3 separate regions of the Homo sapiens genome follow, and all the other regions are linked to region 3. A link is an interaction called in ENCODE POLR2A ChIA-PET data of the cell type or tissue named here. Cell type or tissue: HepG2. All regions are shown on one strand. Region 1 overlaps CROCC2 (ciliary rootlet coiled-coil, rootletin family member 2). Region 2 has its middle 120 kb from the start of OTOS. Region 3 has its middle 3.2 kb from the start of STK25.

What was found. ChIA-PET counts read pairs that join two places held together with the same protein. Peaks named below come from ENCODE experiments on the same cell type or tissue, not always from the same donor. Only the 100,000 strongest peaks of a DNase experiment are listed, where the experiment ranks them.
Region 1: POLR2A ChIA-PET joins it to region 3 with 5 read pairs; 2 of 35 experiments call an interaction of 5 or more read pairs at or near these places.
Region 2: POLR2A ChIA-PET joins it to region 3 with 6 read pairs; 1 of 35 experiments calls an interaction of 5 or more read pairs at or near these places.

What each region holds. Positions count from the first base shown.
Region 1 is chr2:240,959,993-240,962,492 of GRCh38, forward strand. The region is part of intron 20 of CROCC2 (ciliary rootlet coiled-coil, rootletin family member 2); the gene reads left to right. All of the region lies in intron 3 of UICLM (up-regulated in colorectal cancer liver metastasis), which reads right to left. Among named protein-coding and RNA genes, the nearest start is that of UICLM, 6.2 kb to the right of the region's middle. RefSeq lists an enhancer at 1,776-2,500. In HepG2, no CTCF peak of the experiment used is centred here; DNase peaks (open chromatin) are centred at 799, 1,149 and 2,443.
Region 2 is chr2:240,257,448-240,259,947 of GRCh38, forward strand. No RefSeq gene overlaps it. Among named protein-coding and RNA genes, the nearest start is that of OTOS, 120 kb to the left of the region's middle. RefSeq lists an enhancer at 493-2,500. In HepG2, no CTCF peak of the experiment used is centred here; no DNase peak of the experiment used is centred here.
Region 3 is chr2:241,510,572-241,513,071 of GRCh38, forward strand. No RefSeq gene overlaps it. Among named protein-coding and RNA genes, the nearest start is that of STK25, 3.2 kb to the left of the region's middle. In HepG2, no CTCF peak of the experiment used is centred here; a DNase peak (open chromatin) is centred at 963.

The DNA.
Region 1 (2,500 bases), 550 kb before region 3:
GCAGCCAAAGGCTCCAGGAGTCCAGCCGGCCCCCTCGTTCCACGCACAGTTAAGAAAGTGGAGTCAGGAAGGGCCTGACTCTGGAGGCACTGGGGCAGCTGTCGCCTCCCAAAGCCTTCCCGAGAGACAGGCATGACCTGGGGCGAAGGGGAATTCGGACCCTTGGCCAAGAGGCCCATCGAGCCATCCACTGAGGCACGGGGAGGCCCTAGACAAGCTGGGCTCTGCCCACACAGCAGGAGGCGCGGACTTCACTGGGCTGGACACTAAGGTCGGGGGAGGCTGGATTTGGGGCAGCAGGCAAGAAAATAAGTGGGTTAGTGGAGATTTCGGGGTGTGCCTGGGCCTGGCCAAGGGCCCGAGGTTGACACGGAGGCCCCCAGGAGCCACATGATGGTGACGTGGGGTGGGGGACAGTCTTGGGCAGGGGGCAAGAGTGGCCAGGGCTAGGCTCACCTGGGCTCAGCGGGCAGGCAGATTGGAGAGGCATTTCTGAGGGGGGTTGGCAGGACGGGGGGACGCCTGTGTGTGGCAAGGGCAGGAGGGCACGCGGATCTGGGCTAGAGGAGGGGAGGGTCAGCTGGAGCCCCAGCGGGGCCCACGGGGACGGGGCGACCTCGCACACTCCCTGGGCTGCTTGCCAAGGCTGGAGGCTGCGCAGCTGACCTGGTGCTGGAGCGAGCGGCTGGCGCACACCACGCCCCAGAGGCCGGGCCGGCCGGCAGGGGAGAGTGAGAAGAGGGGCTCAGCCCTCCCCAAGCACCCCCGAGAGGCAGGCTGAGAGAGGAAGAGAACATGATTTAACATGACCGGCTGTTTACATTGGCCCCAAGGAGAAAGGTCTCCTTTCAACAGATTTCAAAGTCAGGCCCGGTCAGCGACCACACGGGGAAGCAAAACGAGATTGCAAAACTGGGGGCAGCAGGGGGAGGGGGAGGGGGAGGTGTGGAGAGGGTGGGGGTGCATTGGTTCTGCTGGCCTCAAGGAAGGGAGTGCAGGCCTCATGGGAAGGTCAGGCTCTCAGAGGAGCAGAACAGAGCAGGGTGCCCAGAAAGGGAGTGGGGGCTAAAAGCTGAGGACGGTTAAGGGGGACAAGAGGAACAATCACAGAGAAAAGCAAGCAGAGCCCGTGCAGGCGCCAGGCTGGCCCAGGGTCACCATGGAAACCATAACTTTTTCACAACCTTTAAACTGGAGGAACTTCCAGTCTCTCAGACCCTGCCTGAGGTCCACACGTGTGCACACACATGCATACACATCATCCACGCAGTGAGACCACACACACCGGTGTACACTTGACACTCAGAGTGGTGTGTGCATGCTGAATGCAGACACACAAGCCTCACACACTCACACACACTCACGCTGGAATCACATATGGACACCACACAGTGCACACAGGCGTGCACAGAAACGTGCACCAAGCACACACACGCATGTGTGCGCACACATGCACATACGTAGTGCATGCACAGGCATACAGACGTGCACACACATACATGCACACACGTATGCACACCACATACAGAGTGGACACCTGCACTGGCTCACACACACACACTCATCACACTCACACACTCATCACACATACACTCACACACACACACGCACTCACACATACACTCATGACACATGCACACGCTCATCACACACGCTCATCACACACACGTACACACACACGTAGTGCATGCACAGGCATACGGACGTGCACACACATGCATGCACACACACGTATGCACACCACGTACAGAGTGGACACCTGCACTGGCTCTCACACACACACACTCATCACACACACGCACTCACACATACACTCACATACACTCACACACACGCACGCACACATACACTCATGACACACACGCACACACTCATCACACATGCTCATCACACACATGTACACACACACGTAGTGCATGCACAGGCATACGGACGTGCACACACATGCATGCACACACACGTATGCACACCACGTACAGAGAGGACACTTGCACCGGCCCACACACACACTCATCACCCACACACACACACACACACGCACGCACACACGCGCACACACATACACTCACACTCACACGCACTCACACTCACACACACACACACACTCTCACCCTCCCCTGCTTTCCCTCCACAGCCCCTCCTCCCTGCAGAGCTCTGGAGCTGCCTCCCTGTAGGAGATTTTTAAAAGAGGCTGTTTATACAATTTCTAGCAAAGAAATAATTATTATAATCACATTAAGTGATTTGGCCGTAAAATTCCTGTAAAAGGGATGGCTGTTCTCATGAGGCAGAGGGAGCGGGTGGGGTGGGGGCGGGAGTGGGGGCAGGCCCTCCCCTGCATTTGTTTTGCTTGTTTTCATCTCCTCTGCGCTGGGAAATGAAAACAGTTTCTTTTATGATGCATGGGCCCTTTTGCTGGTCCTTGACCTTCTGGGCGGGTTTCTGCTGAGCTCGGCGGAAAATGCTCAGCACGGTCATGGCTCCCACGTGTGGGGGTGGA
Region 2 (2,500 bases), 1.3 Mb before region 3:
CCCCTAAGATGCTGACCAGCCCCGGCCAATCATCTCCAGCCACAGCCACCCAGGGCAAGTATTTGTAGGCCCAGCTACTTCCTGTCACTCACGTGTGAGCACACACAGGATAGAGGGTGACGCGGGTGGTGCCGTCCACCCAGCTTCCCCGCAGGCTTCGTTCCCAGCTCACCCACCTCCACACGCGTGCACACACACGCACACACATAAACACACGCGTGTGCGCACACACACAACCACAAATATCGTGAGACCACGCAGCCCTGGGTTTGAGAACCAAAAAGCCAAGAAATGGTGCGTGGGCTCAGCAGAAATGACTGTCCTGGGGGCTGGAACGGACGATGTGGCGACATCATCAGCCGACCGTAAACACCAGGCTCACACTGGCCTATTTTAAAAACAAACGCAAGACAAACTCATCCCTTCCTTCCCGCTTTCCACCTCCCCTGTGAAATCTATTTTAAAAGATCAGAATTTTCTTTACATCCACCTCCGAAATGTGCTGCGGGAGATAAGTGGGGCATAAACACATGGGGGTGCCGGGGGCGGCGGAGAGCCAGGAGCGGGAAGGAGCCGAGGGATTCGCAGCCCGAAGTGGAGGCTGATTCCCCAAACCCTCAGCTTCACAGCAGCCTTGGCCCCTGCCAGGTGAACGTGAAGGAGCAGCCTTCCGGATTCCAGAGCTCCAGGCTCTCAGGGACCCTGAGGCCCTGACCGTCTCCTCACAGGCCTCCTCCAGGGGCTTGAGTCAGGAACCTGGAGCAGGGCTTGGGAGGTGGCCGGTCCCTGTGCCAACGGGTGGAGACCAGCGTGTGTGACACCACCATGCACTAGGCCCCAGCTGGCCTCCCCGACACTCTACAGAGCTCACCTGTTGGGTGACAGAGCACTGTGTCTGCTTTCCATATGGACAGGGAGCGCCCGATCCTACCAGGGACCCTCACTGTTGGGAACCCAAACCCCAGCTCAGCTGCAGTCCCACTCACCCCCACTGGGCAGCCCTCATGCCCTGGGTCAGGAAGATGCCCGCTCTGCCCAACTCACAGCGCCCTATACCATAAAGGAGGCACCAGGGTCCACACCGGCCTGGGGAGAGACAGCCCACAGCAGCTCCAGCTCAGAGACGGAGACGGCAGAGTGGTACCCTGCAGAGCAAGCCGCTCTATCTCCTTGTCCCTCCACTTGAGAGGTTCATCGGGGTCCCCTATCTGGTCCAGAGAGGGTGGCCCCTGTGCAGTGCAGTGCCCCATCTCATCCAGTGGAAGCTGGAACGGAACTTGGGGGCTGGACAGTGTGGCCGGTACCCTCCCTCACCCTGGCTAGCTAGACTGGGGGTCCGCCTAGGCCATGGAAACAGCTCCAGCCAAGTTCCACTTGGAGCTCGCAGGTCAAAGGGCTGACACCCTCACCCAAGGGCGCCCTAAGAGCCCCTGGGAGCCCCTGCTGCTCTTCCCCGAGGGAGCCCACCCATCCTCACAGACCTGCTCCCCTAGGCTGATCGCCGGCTGACTGTGTGTCCCTGAGAGCTCTGGGAGGCGGCTGAGTGTGTGTGGGTTCACTCTCCTGCCCGAGCCCTGCAGCACAGACCACCCTGCCCTGGGTCTGGTTCAGGGTCCTAGGGCTCTTCAGCCCAGCACTCCCAGGGAGCCCCACCTTTGAGGCCCCATGGAGCTGGATGTGGAGTACAGGGGTCCCCACCGCCCTCACAGCCTGAGGCCCTGAGGGAGAATGGAAGGGGCAGGCCTAGTGAGCCCTTCCCCAGCCAGGCTTTTGTTTCCCCCACGAGCAAGAGGAGGCGGGGAGCGGGCAAACTCCACTCATGCTCTTGACCGCTCGGCCAGGCATCGTTCTTCTCAAGGCCAAGGGCAGACAGCAGCCTGGCCCAGGCCCATGCCAGGGCCCTTCTGGGAAAGGGAGACACAGTCTATTTTTGCTCTCTGACAACACAACAGAAACAGCCGCTGTGACTTATCTCCACTGCTGAAGGACTGAGGCAGCCACACAGCTGGCTCTGCGCCCTGGGGCTGCGCAGCCCCCTACCTCAGCCCCAGCTTGAGATAAGAGTGGCGTCAGGGAGGGGCTTCAACCAGGCCAAGAATACCCCCCACCTCTCACCTCTCTGTGGTCTGCACGCCTGAGTCTGCCCCTCCCACAATTCCTCCAGGACCCCTCTAGGACTTCCTGGCCTGAGCTGGACATCCCATGGGAAGTTTTTCGCAGCCCAGCTAGGATCTCACTTCTTTGTGCAACGTCACCTACTCCGAGGCCCAGAGCCCTTGGAGGCACCCTCCCATGTCAGAGGCCAGGAGCCTGGATTTCCGGAAACCCCAGGCTGTTGCCCCTCCTGCTGGAGGAGCTGCACGTCTTTCCTCTGAGGCCTGAGTGGAAGTGAATTTGCCAGATAATTTTAGCACAGAAATGAGCACTCAGAGGAGGGGCAGAGCTTAGAAAGGTCAACAAGGACGAAGAGAATGCCCATGAGGGGTGCTGTGGCCTGCAG
Region 3 (2,500 bases):
TCAAGCGATTCTCCTGCCTCAGCGTCCTGAGTAGCTGGGATTATAGGCGTGCGCCACCACCCCCGGCTAATTTTTGTATTTTGAGTAGAGACGGGGTTTCATCATGTTGGTCATGTTGGTCAGGCTAGTCTCAAACTCCTGACCTCGTGATCTGCCCACCTCTGCCTCCCAAAGTGCTGGGATTACAGGCATGAGCCACCACGCTCGGCCTTATTCTTCGGTTTTATCTTTCAACTTTCATATAAAAATTTTCTTTTCAGTGATTCTTTCTTTTTTTTTCCCAGATAAGGTCTTACTCTGCCACCCAGGCTGGAATGCAGTGCGGCAATTTTGGCTTACTGCAACCTCGACCTCCCAGGCTCAAGCAGTTCTCCCACCTCAGCTCCCCATGTAGCTGGGTCCACAGGCACATGTCACCACACCCAGCTAATTTTTGTGGAGACGGGGTCTCCCCATGCTGTCCAGGCTGTTCTCAAACTCCTGAGCTCAAGTGATCCTTCCGCCTCAGCCTTCCAAAGTGCTTTCAGAGTACAGGTGTGAGCCACTGAGCCTGGTCTCTATTTTTCACCTCCAAGAAATTTTAGTTTTTTCTCTGGGCACTCACTTTCTTCCTTGGGAATATGGCGCTAATAGTACTTTTCTTGTAGATTGTGAGAATAACACCGTATGTGGCGGGCCTGGCCCTTGGCAGGTGCTCAGAGAGTCACTGTGTTTATTATTGACAAGGCTGACCTTGGGTGGGAGGAGGGAACACTCACAATTGAGCCCCTTGGGCAGCTTACCTTCAGGTCCAGTCACTTGGTGACTGCAACAGCCCTCCGAGGCAGGCAAGGGATAACTAAGAGGTAAAGGGACGTGCCCAAGGCCACAACCAGAATATGGCAAAGACAGGATTGAACCCAGGTCTCCTGAGTCCTGTTTGTATGCTGCTGGGAATTCAGGTAGGAGTGGAGAGAAGCTGGAGTTGGACTTTGTGTCAACCTGGGTCAGGTGTGAGTTGGCCAAGCCACCCTCTGGTTTGACAGACAAGGAAATGAAACCCAGAAAGAGGACAGCATAGCAGCATCTGGATTAGAACTGGGTTCCCCTTCTGATTAAGATAAGAGATCGGGCACTTGAGCTTGTTCTTCTTTCCCTACCAGGGACCTGATAACTTGTCAAAAGGGGCTCAGGAAGGGAGGCTAAACCCTGAAACTGTTCAGAGAAAGGAGTGGGTTCCCAGCAGGTGAGTGCCACAAATGTCCAGAGGTAAAGCTTGGTGACAGTGAAATGGGGGGAAGAAGCCTTCACTTGAGCCCCCTCCATTGGATACAGAGCCCTGGAAAGGTGAGGGGCTGGAGCTGGGGGAGAGGAGGTCGACAGCAGAGACACCATGGAGACAGGTATGTGCATGAGTCAACAGCTTCCCACTCCTCATCCCTCCATCCCCTCACACACACAAATCATACAGCAACAGGGTTTCCTAGCATAAATAATGTGGGGGTATTCCAGAAAAAGACACCCCTGTAAGGTGGGATTTAGGCTGGCCTGAGAGTGGGCTTCCTACACAGTCTCTACAGCAAAGCCCAGCGCTTGACAAGTCCTGCTTTTGAATGCAAACTCCTTGTGAGCTTCCTAACACCTCAGTCTTAGTCTCTTTAAGACTGCTAAGGATATTGGGTATTTGGGAAGACTTTCAACATGAACAATAGAGACCAACGTAAATTAGAAAGATGACGTGAGAAGAAATAGAAACACAGAGAAATGAAGAGCATTCTGGAACCTCGTTAGAACATTCCTAGAACAAACACAGAATGCTTCAAGAAACAGCCCAAGAAAAGGCTATCAGGAGATAAAATGACAATAGATTAAAATTACCGCAGGCTCTTGGATTCTTACTTTTGGAGAAGTCAGCCTAAGAAATCTACCCAGAAACTCATGTGGAAAAGACACACAAAGGTAGATGCAGAGCCAGCCCTGAGCTGTGTGGCCACCCCAATGTCAGACACATGAATGGAAATGGAATTCCAGCCTAGGTGAGCCTTCAGACAGCACCACCCCTAGGTTCTGTCACCACAACTCTTAGGAGGAGCCACTCAGCTGGGCTCAGTGAACCCACAGAACCAAAGACATTGATAACATGTTTTAAGAAAAGTAAAGTTTAGACTGGGCGCGGTGGCTCACGCCTGTAATCCCAGCACTTTGGGAGGCTCAGGCTGGTGGATCACTTGAGGTCAGGAGTTTGAGACCAGCCTGGCCAACATGGTGAAACCCCGTCTCTACTAAAAATACAAAAATTAGCTGGGCATGGTGGCACACGCCTATAGTCCCAGCTACTTGGGAGGCTGAAGCAGAAGAATTGCCTGAACCTGGGAGGTGGAGGTTGCAGTGAGCTGAGATCATGCCATTGCACTCCAGCCTGGGCGACAGAGCAAGACTTTGTCTCAAAAAAAAAAGAAAAAGTTTATAATTTCAGCATGTTGGAAGGTCAAGGTGGGAGAATCACCTGTGTCCAGGAGTT